Linked DNA regions of Homo sapiens: regions 2 and 3 are each linked to region 1. The links are chromatin contacts, found by Hi-C or POLR2A ChIA-PET in ENCODE. All regions are on one chromosome and are shown on one strand. The core of a region is the stretch at or near the end of the contact, and the rest is flanking DNA. Distances in the headings are between cores, read along the strand shown. Region 1 overlaps ARHGAP26 (Rho GTPase activating protein 26). Region 2 overlaps ARHGAP26 (Rho GTPase activating protein 26). Region 3 overlaps ARHGAP26 (Rho GTPase activating protein 26).

Region 1 (4,430 bases), core at 1,248-3,747:
TCCCTGAAGGAGGCAGATGGGATGGTGATCTGTGGCGGAAGGAACACTGCCTTTTCATTTTAACACTACCCTCTTGTGGTATGGGATTTTTTTTTTTTTTACATGTGTGTGCATTGATTGTTTAGCTTCAAAAACTCAGAAATACATTTGCTTGGTTTTGAAATGACCATTCATTCATTCTCTTAAAGCTTTGGAACATGTCTTAGTGAGAAAAGATTTTTCTTTTTTTTTTTTTTTTTGAGACGGAGTCTCGCTCTGTCACCCAGGCTGGAGTGCAGTGGTGCAATCTCGGCTCACTGCAAGCTCTGCCTCCTGGGTTCACACCATTCTCCTGCCTCAGCCTCCTGAATAGCTGGGACTACAGGTGCCCGCCACCACACCTTGCTAATTTTTTTTATTTTTAGTAGAGATGGAGTTTCACCGTGTTAGCCAGGATGGTCTCAATCTCCTGACCTCACGATCCACCTGCCTCAGCCTCCCAAAGTGCTGGGATTACAGGCATGAGCCACCATGCCTGGCCAAGATTTTTCTTTTTAACCTTAAACTTTTTTGTGTTACCTCAATAGCTAGGAGTCTAAATGAGATGCTATTTGACAGAAGAGTAAGGCCTTTACCAAGAAGTTGTTGCTTTTGGTGGTTTTTTTTTCTTTCTTTTTTTTTCTTTTTAGACAGGGTCTCACTCTGTTTCCCAGGCTGAGTTCAGTGGTGCAATCACAGCTCACTGCAGCCTCAACCTCTTAGGCTCAAGCGATCCTTCCACCTTAGCTCCTGAGTAGCTGGATAGTCCCAGGCATGTGCCACCATACCCAGCTAATTTTTTATTTTTTGTAGAGATGGGGTCTTGCTATGTCGCCCAGGCTAGTCCCCTGGATGCAAGAGATCCTCCCACCTCGGCATCCCAAAGTGCTGGGATTACAGGTGTGAGTCATTGTGCCTGGCCTGGTATATTTTAAGTGAAAATGAAATTAAGGCCATTGGTCATTGAATCATTCCATCAATGGCCAAATGGCTCCCTCTCTCCAGGCTGGCCTCGCCCAGGGCTCTGTGTCAGTGTAGTAAGTGGTAACTGTTGGCACAGCAGAAGAAATCACATATGGAGTTAACTGAGCTCTCGCTCAGGAAGCTGAGTAGAACCAGTTAGACCCCAGCCTCTGGGCTATTTCAGATTTTTTTTTTTTTTTTTTTTTTTGAGATGGAGTCTCTTACCTTGTTGCTCAGGCTGGAGTGCAGTGGAGCGATCTCAATTCACTGCAACCTCCACCTCCTAGTTTCAAGTGATTCTCATGCCTCAGCCTCATGAGTAGCTGGGATTACAGGCACGCAGCACCACACCTGGCTAACTGTTGTATTTTTAGCAGAGACGGGGTTTTACCGTGTTGGCCAGACTGGTTTCAAACTCCTGACCTCAGGTGATCCACCCGTCTTGGCCTCCCAAAGTGCAGGGATTACAGGCATGAGCCACTGCACCCGGCCTCAGATTTCCTATTAAAATTAGGGAGCCCTAACTTAAGAAACCAGAAAGTCAATGTTAACATTGAGCAGCTACTCATGAACTCCTCCTCCAGCCCCCAACCAACATTGTGAAATGTAAGTAGTTCAATTATGTTGAGCTATATATAGTTCTTTCACCTGATCTTCATCTGTCATTCTCCATCTGCTATCTACCCAATTTCCTTTGAAAGCTCCATTTTAAAGCAGAATATATAATGGAAAAACCTTAACTCCTGACCTTTATGGAGATATACTAGAGTTACTCAATAATAATTAGCAGTTGCCCTGGTAAGCTCAGACTTACTGCTTAAATCACCCATATTTGTCACCATCCCCTGCCTGTAGGACAATAAGATCACCTGCTTTGTGCTAATGAAAATTGGGACATTTTAGTAATTTTATAATCCTTTTCAGCTTCTGTTGTAAGGGTAGAAGTGATATTGTTTGTGATTATGCTAAAAAGAGGCTTTTTGTTTTGTTTTGTAGTTACCAAAGCAGTGAGATAGAAATCATTCTGGGTTTCGAGCAAATTGGAAAGCCCTGTTCAGTCTATTTTGTTTACCACTGTATTGAAAACCTTCAAAAACTTAAGTAGGTGAAACTTGCAGACTAGAATTTAAGGATGATGGCCCTGAGATAGAAAAGGAGAATGAAATTGGCAAGTCTGTCATCATATCAGACGTCACAGACAAAGATGAGTAAAGCCCACTAACTCCAGCACTTTGACTTGCGCAATGCTGCTGGAAGGTTGGTAAATCCAAAGCTGAAGCACAAGAGAGATTTCTTCAAATGAATGTGTTGGCTTCTGCTCTGTCTCGGGGGAAGCCTGCATCCCCTCTGTAGCATCCATATACTGTGCCTTACAGCATAGACCTCATGGTAGCATGGTAGGAGCTCCATATAACTCTGCTTCTTCTGGAGGAGAAACAGACACTCTACTCCCAAACACACACATACACACACACACACACACACACACACACGCAATCCCCTTTCCCATTTTTCCCTTGATCCTTTGCGTGGAAGTAGAATTAGAGGAAATATGTCCTTAGTCATCCCATGACAGCACTTAAAATGTTCAGTTGTCACAGTGAAAATAAACTGGCAAGAAATCAGAAATCAAGAAGTGGAGTCATGGGAATCCTGGACATGCTAATCCAATAGAGACAAGATCTACATGTTAGTGATGGCCATGGCCAAGGTAATCATCCCAGACAGCAGTCAGACTCTGCATTATCCCAAGAGAAGACTACAAACATTTCATTTCATATGAGGAAATAAACACCCACCAATTGCCCTTACTGCCCGCTTTCCCCTTCAGCCTCAGTGGAACGCAAACTTATTTTCATCTAATGTTTCCCTTTGGAGTATGGCACCAACTGTTGAATATTTGCTACTGTAGCCTAACTGCTCTCTGGAGCACTCACTAATATCAGCATCCAGAATCGGCCAGCTCTGACAGACAGTCCCTTCCCAGTCAGTGAGCAAACACGCATTGAATGCTTAGTGTTTAAGACACTATTCCAGGGTACAGTGGCCCACACCTGTAATCTCAGCACTTCAGAAAGATCACTTGAGCCCAGGAATTTAAGACCAGCCTGGACAACATGACATACCATCTCTATTAAAAAAAAAAAGTTAGCTGAGTGTGGTGGTATGCGCCTGTGGTCCCATCTACTTGGGAGGCTGAGGGGAGGATTGTTTGAGTTCAAAAGGTCAAGGCTGCCATGAGCTGTGATTGCACCACTGCACTCCAGCCTGGGTGACACAGTAAGACCTCATCTTAAAAAGAAAAAGAAAAAGACACTATTCGAGGCACTGTGAAAAAGACTAAAATATACTCTCCTTGCTGCTGCTCAGATGAGGGAGATCAGATCTACGTATGTGGGGGAGCATTGCTGCCAATGCAAGATACATTTTAAGTGGTAAGTGAGCAGTTGGGTCATTTACTCAAAAATATTTATGGTTGAATGAAGGATCTTGGCAATTGTAGGCAGGGTTTCCAATAATTTCCCTAGTTCGTTTTCTAGATCTGCCTTGAAGTGTATAATTTCCTCATCTGCCTTGGTCTTATTGCTGTGAGTTGGGTAGAAGGAGTTCTAGGTTTGTTTGTTTGTTTGTTTGTTTGTTTGTTTTTTTAAGATGGAGTCTTGCTCTGTTGCCCAGGCTCGAGTGCAATGGTGCGATCTTGGCTCACTGCAACCTTTGCCTCCTGGGTTCAAGCGACTCTTCTGCCTCAGCCTCCCAAGTAGCTGGGATTACAGGGGTGCACCACCACACCCAGCTAATTTTTGTATTTTCAGTAGAGACGGGGTTTCACCATGTTGGCCAGGCTGGTCTCGAACTCCTGACCTCTGGTGATCCATCCACCTCGGTCTCCCAAAGTGCTGGGATTACAGGCATGAGCCACCATGCCTGGCCAGAGTTCTAGTTTTATGATCCATCTTTTTTCTCTTGTTCTCCAGGAGGCTTCCTACCTCTCAGACCCTACCAAGCTATGTCCCCAATTTTTTGTTTTTTTCCCACTGAGACCTCTATGGCTCTAATGTTTTAGATTTCAAGAAAACTTAAAATTTGGACTATAAGAATGACATAGAAAGGAAAAAATATCACAAAGAATGAAAAGCTGCAATTTGATCATTTGCATGTGTTGCATTTTTGAAGTCCTCCCCACCCCATTGCAACAAGAGACTTTATCTTTAGGTTGTATTTGTTCTTTTTTTTTTTTTTCTCCCAAACATCTAGCAGTTTACTAATATTTGTAGTGGGCAAAAATTTGTAACAATTTCTTATATAATGCAGTATATCAAATATCCTATTAAAATAAAATTTAGTTCATATCTTGAAGGATTATTTTCTGACCTTATATGGAAAAGGAAAGTTTTGAGAATGAGTAGTTCTTTAAACCCTGAATCAATGTAACCAGGAAAAAATAAGTG
Region 2 (4,430 bases), core at 1,309-3,808, 60 kb before region 1:
CAGAATGCAGTCCAGGGAAATAATGAAATAGAAAACACTTGAAGATACATGAAAGGCAGTATGAGAAGGTCCAAAATATGGCTATGGGAGCTCCAGGTGAGACTAGAGCAAATGGGAAGAGGTCATATTTGAAGAGAATGGCTGAGAATTTTCTAAAATTGAGAGACGTGAAATATCAGGTTCAGTATCACAGCCACTTCTGAAAAGAAAAATAAAGGTAAATAAGTCCACACAAATACTCATCCTAGAGAAGCTGCAGAATACTTCTTGTATACACAAAGGGAAAATCCATAAAGAACAACCCTTGAATAATAAATAAGAGCCAAACAGCCATGGCCTACATTGTGTGGGAAATAGCGAAGGAACATCCAGTCACTAGCCTTATCCTTGGCACCATAAATCCTGGTAACACTAGCAAGTTAAATGATGCAGACTTTCTTCTCTGCTGTGAAAGTAGTTTTACACCAACATCCCGTAGATGTGGGATTTACAACTGGACATTGTTTCTTGTACTTACGGTATCACCTCTGATTTTCAGCTTAATCACCTCCCATGGTGTGAATTTGGGAAGCGTAGCTTCCTTTCTTCCAGTTTTAGGTTTTGGACATAAAACCCAGGTAGTCACTGCTTGGCAGTCTCCTTAGGGACTCTGCTGGCTTTGTGGGCAGGAAATGAAGTCTGTTTACCTTAGGCATGCACTTGATTTTCATAAGGTGCTCCTTTGCTTCTCCTTTCTAGTATGAATGGGTACATGTATCTCCATTTTCTGGACTCAAATAGAGGCCATGCACGGTGGCTCATGCCTGTAATCCCAGCTCTTTGGGAGGCCAATGCGGGAGGATCACTTAAGGTCAAGAGTTCGCGACCAGCCTGGCCAACATGGCGAAACCCTGTCTCTACTAAAAAAATTGAAAAACTAGCTGAGTGTGGTGACGTGTGCCTGTAATCTCAGCTACCTGGGAGGCTGAAGCAGGAGAATGGCTTGAACCTGGGAGGCGGAGGTTGCAGTGAACAAACATTGTGTCACTACACTCCAGCCTGGGCAACAAAGCAAGACTCTATCTCAAAAAACAAACAAACAAACAAAAAACCAAAGAGTTCTGAAGCCATTCTTCACTTGAGAAGCATCACTGAGAATGCGTCATATGCCAGAACACCTCTCTCTTGGATCATTGCAAGAGAGTTAGGAAGGAATGAGAATGAGTCTGGCAGGAAGGATGCATTTTTAGAGATGAGGGCAAAACAGAAAATTACTCTGGTTCGAGTGTGTCATTTCTCTTTCTCATAATTTTTTGTTTCACTTTCAGTGCTGGGGACCAACAGGTCTCTTGATGTAGGGTTGTGGCCCCATACACCTTCTATTTCTGCTCAGGGAGTGGGCCTTAAATGTGTCTTTCCTGGGCCTTCATACAGTCCTCACTCTTTCCTTTGGTTTTTATTAACAAAAGGTGATTGTTTTCTTAGCTCTTTGGGGGTGACTCCTTCTCATCAGGTGTCACCATTTCTGATTTTTTTCCCTCTCCTTTCCTTAACATCCAACCAGGCAGTGCTTTGGTGTTTGTCAGATATAATGCTCTTCAGGTAATATCTTTCTTTAATTACTTTTCCCTTCTTTTTTTTTTTTAATTTCCCTGAAACAGACACACACACTGTTGCCTTGAACAATTGCTTCCTACCTCCCTCTCTCTGGGAACTGGATTAATTTTTTTGTCATTGCTTAATGGAAATGTCGACATTTCAATTTCTGCTGCATGTTCTACACAAAATTTAACTGGACAAGATAGGGAGAGAAGCTGGAGAAGGGAAAGTTCGTCATATGACATAAAAGCTTTTTTTTTTTTTTTCTTCCATAATGGCTTAGAGTGTGCCTTCCTTAAAAAGGGGGAAGCAGCTACTATGGCAACAGGTTCTATTTTCCTTAGGGGCTGTGGTGGCGCTGATAGAACTGGAGTCTGGAGAACATGAAACAATAGCCAGGAGCCCCAGGAGCCTGCAGCATGTTTTTTTTGTAGTAATTACTAGCCTTTTCCATGATTCAAAACTATGTGGTAAGTGGAACTGGGTAGGTTGGTGGTGGTTTTGTTTCTGAGTGATATAGACAGCAGGACCGTGAGTAAGGGACCCTCTCTACATCTCACAGAGAACCCGTACAGTGCGCGCCTGGCTGGGGAGACTGCTCTGCTCCAGCCCAGATATCCCTCCCTCTTCTCTTCACTTCCTGCCTTCCAGGCCTGGGGCTCCCTCCTGATAAACTTCAGTCTGTTCCACTAGCAAGTACCAGAGTGTGAGTCTCCCCTGGCAGGTCTTCCTAGAAATGCCACCTCCATTTCTTTCAGAGGTTTCCCTTCATTAAAGACCTCAGTGTCGGCCCCAAACATGCAGAAAAGGGGTGCTTGTTTGACTCTCCTAGAACAAGTTCTTATCAGAGGCAATCTTTTTCCTCCCCTAACTCAGAATGCTGATCCTCATAAAGCTTGAGCAACAGTGCTTGGTTCTGCTAATCACTGCTGGACCCATGCCGGTCACACAATTAAAAGTTGGCGTTTGGGACTTTGTGGCCTGGTTACACCCCTGTGCCTGTTGCGTCGCCCATCCGGGCTCTAGGGAGACAGAGACTCTTTCATTGCACAGCTCATGAAATACCAGAGGAGAAAGCTTGCTTTCTTACCAAAGCATTCTTCACTAATAACGTTCTCTGCATATACTCCAATCCTGCCTCTTTGAAACTTCTGTTTAAATTAGTTCTCCTCCTCCTTCTCCTTATCATTGTGCTTTGTACAGCCCTTGATAATTTTCAGTACTTTTTTCACCTCCCTTGCTTGCTTTGTCCTTACAGCATCCCAGTGCCTCTATGAAATAGACCAGGGAAGAGGCAGCACAATCCATTTTTGGTCTCTGTGGTAGCCACAAACGTTTATATAATGCCTCCCAAGTGCCATGGTGGAGTCTGGTGGAGTCTGCCCAGCTTCACAGGGGGGATCTGACATCTCCCAACTATTTTTCTTCCCCATGAAAATTTGTGAAAGATATATGGATTATAAACACAAGGATACCTTAATAGGTGTAGAGCTTTATTAAATTTTTAAAATGTAGAACTAAGGTGCCATCCTTGCCTGGTATGTCGTCTTCTTTACCTGTTCTTTTGATTTGCTTTGCTGCAGACTAATTGTGCCTGGGACCTTAAAAGTCACTGGATCAGTAGACATGGGAAAAAGTTCAATATCATTACTCTTCAAAGAAATGAAACTTTTAAAAGTCAGGAAACAACAGATGCTGGAGAGGATGTGGAGAAATAGGAACGATTTTACACTGTTGGTGGGAGTGTAAATTAGTTCAACCATTGTGGAAGACAGTGTGGCAATTCTTCAAGGATCCAGAGCTAGAAATACCATCTGACCCAGCAATCCCATTACTGGGTATATACCCAAAGGATTATAAATCATTCTACTGTAAAGACACATGCACACGTATGTTTATTGCAGCACTGTTCACAATAGCAAAGACTTGGAACCAACCCAAATGCCCATGAATGTTAGACTGGATAAAAAAAAAAATGTGGCACATATACACCATGGAATACTATGAAGCCATAAAAAAGAATAAGTTCATGTCCTTTGCAGGGACATGGATGAAGCTGGAAACCATTCTCAGCAAACTAAGAGAAGGAACAGAAAACCAAACACTGCATGTTCTCACTCGTAAGTGGGAGTTGAACAGTGAGAACATATGGGCACAGGGAGGGGCACAGCATACACCGGGACCTAACAGGGGGTAGGGGGAAGAGGAGGATAACCTTGGGAGAAATACCTAATGTAGATGACGGGTTGATGGGTGCAGCAAACGACCATGGCACATGTATACCTATGTAACCAGCACATTCTGCACGTGTATCCCAGAACTTAAAGTATAATAAAAATATATATATATACACACAATGGAATATTATTCAACCTTAGAAAAGGAGATCCTGCTATTTGTTACAACATGGATAGACCTAGAGAAAAAAAAAAAGAGAGAAATGAAACTTAAGATAAAAGCTTTCAAAATAGCAATACCTTATTTTGGTGCTAGTGAAAGCACCAAAAGGAAAAATAAAGGTCCTAGGGAAATGGGCATATTAAAATTTTCTAGGTGGGAATGTAAATTGACATAGATCTCATGGGTGACAGTTTGGTAATATCTATTAAAAATATTTATGCTGGCTAGGCACAGTGACTCACGCCTGTAATCCCAGCACTCTGGGAAGCCGAAGCAGGTGGATCATTTGAGGTCAGGAGTTTGAGACCAGCCTGACCAACATGGTGAAACCCCATCTCTACTAAAAATACAAAAATTACCCTGCAGGTAGTGGCACGCACCTGTAATCCCAGCTACCTGGGAGACAGAGGCAGGAGAATCGCTTGAGCCTGGGAGGCTGAGGTTGCAGTGAG
Region 3 (4,430 bases), core at 1,054-3,553, 43 kb after region 1:
GGGTGAAGGATATGAACAGATACTTCTCAAAAGAAGACATTTATGTGGCAAACAAACATATAAAAAAAACACTCATCATCACTGGTCATTAGAGAAATGCAAATCAAAACCACAGTGAGATACCATCTCATGCCAGTTAGAATGGCAATCATTAAAAAGTCAGGAAACAACACATGCTGGAGAGGATGTGGAGAAACAGGAATGCTTTTACACTGTTGCTGGGGTTGTAAATTGGTTCAACCATTGTGGAAGACAGTGTGGCGATTTTTCAAGGATCTAGAGCCAGACATACCATTTGACCCAGCAATCCCACTACTGTGTATACACCCAAAGGATTATAAATCATTCTACTATAAAGACACATGCACACGTATGTTTATTGCAGCACTGTTCACAATAGCAAAGACTTGGAACCAACCCAAATGCCCATCAGTGATAGACTGGATAAAGAAAATGTGGCACATATACACCATGGAATACTATGCAGCCATAAAAAAGGATGACTTCATGTCCTTTGCAGGGACATGGATGAAGCTGGAAACCATCATTCTCAGCAAACTAACACAGGAACAGAAAACCAAACACCGCATGTTCTCACTCATAAGTGGGAGTTAGTGAGAACACATGGACACAGGGAGGGGAACATCACACACCGGGGCCTGTCAGGGGGTAGGGGGCTAGGGGAGGGATAGCATTAGGAGAAATACCTAATGTAGATGATGGGTTGATGGGTGCAGCAAACCATCATGGCACGTGTATATCTATGTAACAAACCTGCACATTCTGCACATGTATCCCAGAACTTAAAGTATAATTAAAAAAAAAAAAATCACAGAAGTACTATGGAGTATGCATTTTATTATTATACCAATTCAAACATAGTGGTAATAAATGTTAAAATGCAGTCACTTTATACCAAATGTTACTGCTATGGCTAAAACATAAACAAATGAAATTCTGAAATTCTGTTGTTAAAAATTGCATTTGAGGCCAGGCATGGTGGCTCATGCCTGTAATTCCAGCACTTTGGGAGGCCAAGGTGGGTGGAACACCTGAGGTCAGGAGTTCAAGACCAGCCTGACCAACATGGTGAAACCCTGTCTCTACTAAAAATACAAAAAATTAGCCAGGCATGGTGGGGGGGATCTATAATCCCAGCTACTTGGGAGGCTGAGGTAGGAGAATCGCTTGAACCCAAGAGGCAGAGGTTGCAGTGAGCCAAGATTGTGCCATTGCACTCCAGCCTGGGCGACAAGAGCAAAACTCCGTCTCCAGAAGAAAAAATTGCAGTTGATACTACGGTAATTGACATGGGGATTGAGGAGTAAGTTATTATAATAGTTACGAATATCCTGCATTCCAGCCGCACCCCCAGATAATTTCAGCCGTGTAGTTCTGGCCAAAAACCACTTAGATATCTGAGGATGTGAAAAACATTTAGAACCCACATTGTGTTCACAGAATATGTTCCAAACTATGCCATTAGCCAAAGGCATAATTCTTGGTACAGATGGAATAGGAAGCTGGAGGTGTTTCCTACTTATTAAAGTCATTTAAAAAAAAAAAAGTTGGAAGGACTTTTTAATTGTCCTGTGGTAACCACTGACCAAAAGAACAGATTGGTACAAGCCCCTGGGTCTGGGCTGTTCTCTTGAACCTCCAAATTGTCCCTGGTTCTGCTTGGGTTCCTGGGCTGGGCTGTGGTTTGAAAGTTGTTGCCAGGCCTTGCCTACTAGGTCATTGTCTGGTGGGGCAGGGTTGTGTTGAGAGGACTGAGAAAGTGAGGCCTCTCTGACTAGCAGCAACTGTGGAAGAAAATGGAGACTGCACAGTAGAGAGGAGTTGACACTTTTCCTAGGACTCAAGACAGAGTCAAGGGGGAGCCAGGTATTAAGCTAGTACTAGCTTAGCCCTCAACTGATGGATCTTACTGTCTTACATTACTGTTGTTTTTAAATCTGTCGCTTCTTGTCAAATATATTTTAAGCTCTTGAAGTCAAGGGACCTTGGCAAATATCATTTATTGTATTGAACATACTGAGTGCTCAATGACTAGTTTTTGCTGGATTAAGAAAAAAAAGCTTTAAAGAGTCATACTCTTTACATTTTATTTCTTCTCTTATATGAATGCCATCTGCTATATGAATCCGCCAGACCGAACACTGGAGGCAGGATTGGGGATTTTGTTGGAATTTAGAATATGTTGAGTCTTATTGTGATTCTCTATCACTGTATTGTCATTTTCCCTTGCAAATAGGGTAGGTATCTAAAGGAAACACATGAATCAGTGGTTAAGAAGAATTCTAATGCTATGACTGAGTCTGTAAAGAAGCTTGGCACAGGCTAGAGGAACAGGGCAAGTCCTGCTATGTCAGAGGGAGTACGCTGGCTGCAGGAGCCCTGGGCTTAGAATCAGCAGATGAGGTTTGAACCTCAGCCCTGTTACTTATAGGCTGGGTATCCTTAGAGAAGCCTCAGCTTAGCCCAGGTTTCCACATCTGTGAAATGGGAATTATAGCAGTACTTGTTTGTGGGCTTGTTGCGTGGGTAAATGAGACTCATTAATTTACTCAGTAATGATTTGTTAAATATAGTACCTACAGACACTGGATATTTTAGACACTGGATATACAGCAGTAAGCAAAACAAAAGCCTCTGCCTCATGGAATTTATGTTCTAAAAATATACGTAATGGAATTTAATAAAGTGTTTATCAGTCACATTAGTTTGAGCCTCTCTGATGAACTCACACTGTGGTTTTTGCTGTTATTTGTCTATAGGTGTTACAACAGTAAGTAATTAGGGCTATTATTGGGTCTCATGTTTGAATTGGTATAACCCTAGGGAAGTCCCAGTAAGTAGGACATTTGTGTGTGCCTGCTAAATTGCAGTACGCTTAGAAAGTCTGTTCCCCTTGAACCGGATTTCTGTCATTTTTGCCCCCATGAAGGGCTTGTTTCAAATAGTTCAGCAGTCCGCTGAGATTCAGGAGTGGCAAGTGGTGGTGTGGCTGAACTGGTTTCTCTCTGTCATTGGTGTTTGCACTATTTGTGATGTATGATTTCACAGAGTTGTGAAGGTGCTTGTGTCATTTGTGGAAATAAGTCAAAGGGCTAACACAACCAATTAAAATCCACAAGCCACGTTTCAGTGAGTAATTTCAACCTTTCCTCTCCAAACTTTTGATTAGCTACCCGTCAAGGAACAAAATGAACAAATTGAAGGTTTCAGTTCGTTTTTTTCATTGCCTTCCCTCTGGGGCTTTTTCTTTGAGTATCGTAATGCCCAAATTCCACGAAAGGAGAAAGGGCAAGCCCAGGCAGCAAACCTCAGAGGAACCGCATTCTGCTGGTAATTGCATGCCGTCTCCCAAGAGGTGTATCTGTATTCACCTCCATCGGCTATCACCTTCTTCATGCAGTACTTCAGATCTCCAGTGGCACACAGCCCATCTAGTTAAAAATGCAAACAGGAGATTATTTTCTCACCGAATGGCCTTTGTGGCCCAGAAGAAAAAAAACATGGTCATTTCTGCTGAGACGTAACCTGAAAAACACTCCCACAAGAGTGGAAGCTGAAGGCTCGCTATAAGCTAGCCCTGCCTCAGAACAAGGCTGGTGATAGCACGTGGGTGTGGGAACTCATGTGCGTGGGCTCAGGGCATTTGTCGCCAATGTACATGATCGAAGAAGCTTCTATCACCTGAAAAGCAGTTGTTCTGCAGGGCAAAGCCTGTTTATACTCCGAGGAATTACAGAACAGACGTTTACTTGGACGTGGAGATTTGGTCTGGAGGAATGTGACATGGCCCTGACAGCACATCCCTGGGTTTCGGTGCTCCTCTGCTCTGCCCAGCTTTCCGTCATCTGGCCTCCCATGACCTCCTGTGCTCCCATTGTGGTTTCCCTGTGTGCTGACAAGTTTTCTGGTTGTTATGTCTTGCAGCCCCCCGAATCCAAGCCCAACTTCACCCCTCTCGCCATCTTGGCCCATGTTCTCGGCGCCATCCAGCCCTATGCCCACCTCATCCACGTCCAGCGACTCATCCCCCGTCAGGTCTGTTGCAGGGTTTGTTTGGTTTTCTGTTGCTGCCGTTGTTCTCTCATTGGCTCGGTCCTCTCTTCATGCAGTGTTCAGCCTCCTCGTCAACTTTGTTCCCTGCCATCCAAACCTGCACTTGCTTTTTGACAGGCCAGAAGAAGCGGTACATGAAGACTCCAGGTAAAATCTCGGATGATGACCAATCTGTTCCCGTTTATCCAAAGCTGGCCAGGGACAACAGGGGGCTGCCCCTGCTCTCCTGTGGTTCCATCCTAAGAGACCAGAGCTAAAAGGGACCATTTGCATGAATCAGCATGGCATTTTTCACACCCTTTTCAACCCTGACTCAAGTTTCTGAATTAACCTCTCTGGTGCCTAGAGTTAGGGGA

Evidence for each region. A loop is a pair of places that touch in the nucleus more often than their neighbours do. ChIA-PET counts read pairs that join two places held with the same protein, here RNA polymerase II (POLR2A). Pooled maps may share reads with other maps.
Region 2: a map with no recorded cell type shows a loop between it and region 1 (2.4-fold over the local background). The contact joins two enhancer-like sites. A Hi-C loop is called at or near these places in 8 of 37 single-sample maps with no recorded cell type and 3 of 50 pooled maps. POLR2A ChIA-PET finds 5 or more read pairs at or near these places in 5 of 52 experiments (A549, GM12878, HCT116 and 2 more).
Region 3: a map with no recorded cell type shows a loop between it and region 1 (2.7-fold over the local background). The contact joins two enhancer-like sites. A Hi-C loop is called at or near these places in 3 of 168 maps with a recorded cell type or tissue (Caco-2, MCF 10A and mammary epithelial cell), 3 of 37 single-sample maps with no recorded cell type and 4 of 50 pooled maps. POLR2A ChIA-PET finds 5 or more read pairs at or near these places in 5 of 52 experiments (CD4-positive, alpha-beta T cell, GM10248, GM12878 and 2 more).

The regions. Positions count from the first base shown.
Region 1 is chr5:143,159,839-143,164,268 of GRCh38, forward strand. The region is part of intron 20 of ARHGAP26 (Rho GTPase activating protein 26); the gene reads left to right. Among named protein-coding and RNA genes, the nearest start is that of ARHGAP26-IT1, 30 kb to the right of the region's middle. Within about 2 kb of position 2,498, at least 3 of the 41 ENCODE cell types and tissues checked have a DNase peak (open chromatin) inside an H3K27ac peak, as active enhancers do.
Region 2 is chr5:143,100,028-143,104,457 of GRCh38, forward strand. The region is part of intron 17 of ARHGAP26 (Rho GTPase activating protein 26); the gene reads left to right. Among named protein-coding and RNA genes, the nearest start is that of ARHGAP26-IT1, 90 kb to the right of the region's middle. Within about 2 kb of position 2,559, at least 3 of the 41 ENCODE cell types and tissues checked have a DNase peak (open chromatin) inside an H3K27ac peak, as active enhancers do.
Region 3 is chr5:143,203,253-143,207,682 of GRCh38, forward strand. ARHGAP26 (Rho GTPase activating protein 26) reads left to right here. Exons shown (of 23, transcript NM_001135608.3): 21 at 3,946-4,056. Among named protein-coding and RNA genes, the nearest start is that of ARHGAP26-IT1, 13 kb to the left of the region's middle. RefSeq lists enhancers at 3,235-3,344, 3,765-3,874, 3,984-4,430. Within about 2 kb of position 2,304, at least 3 of the 41 ENCODE cell types and tissues checked have a DNase peak (open chromatin) inside an H3K27ac peak, as active enhancers do.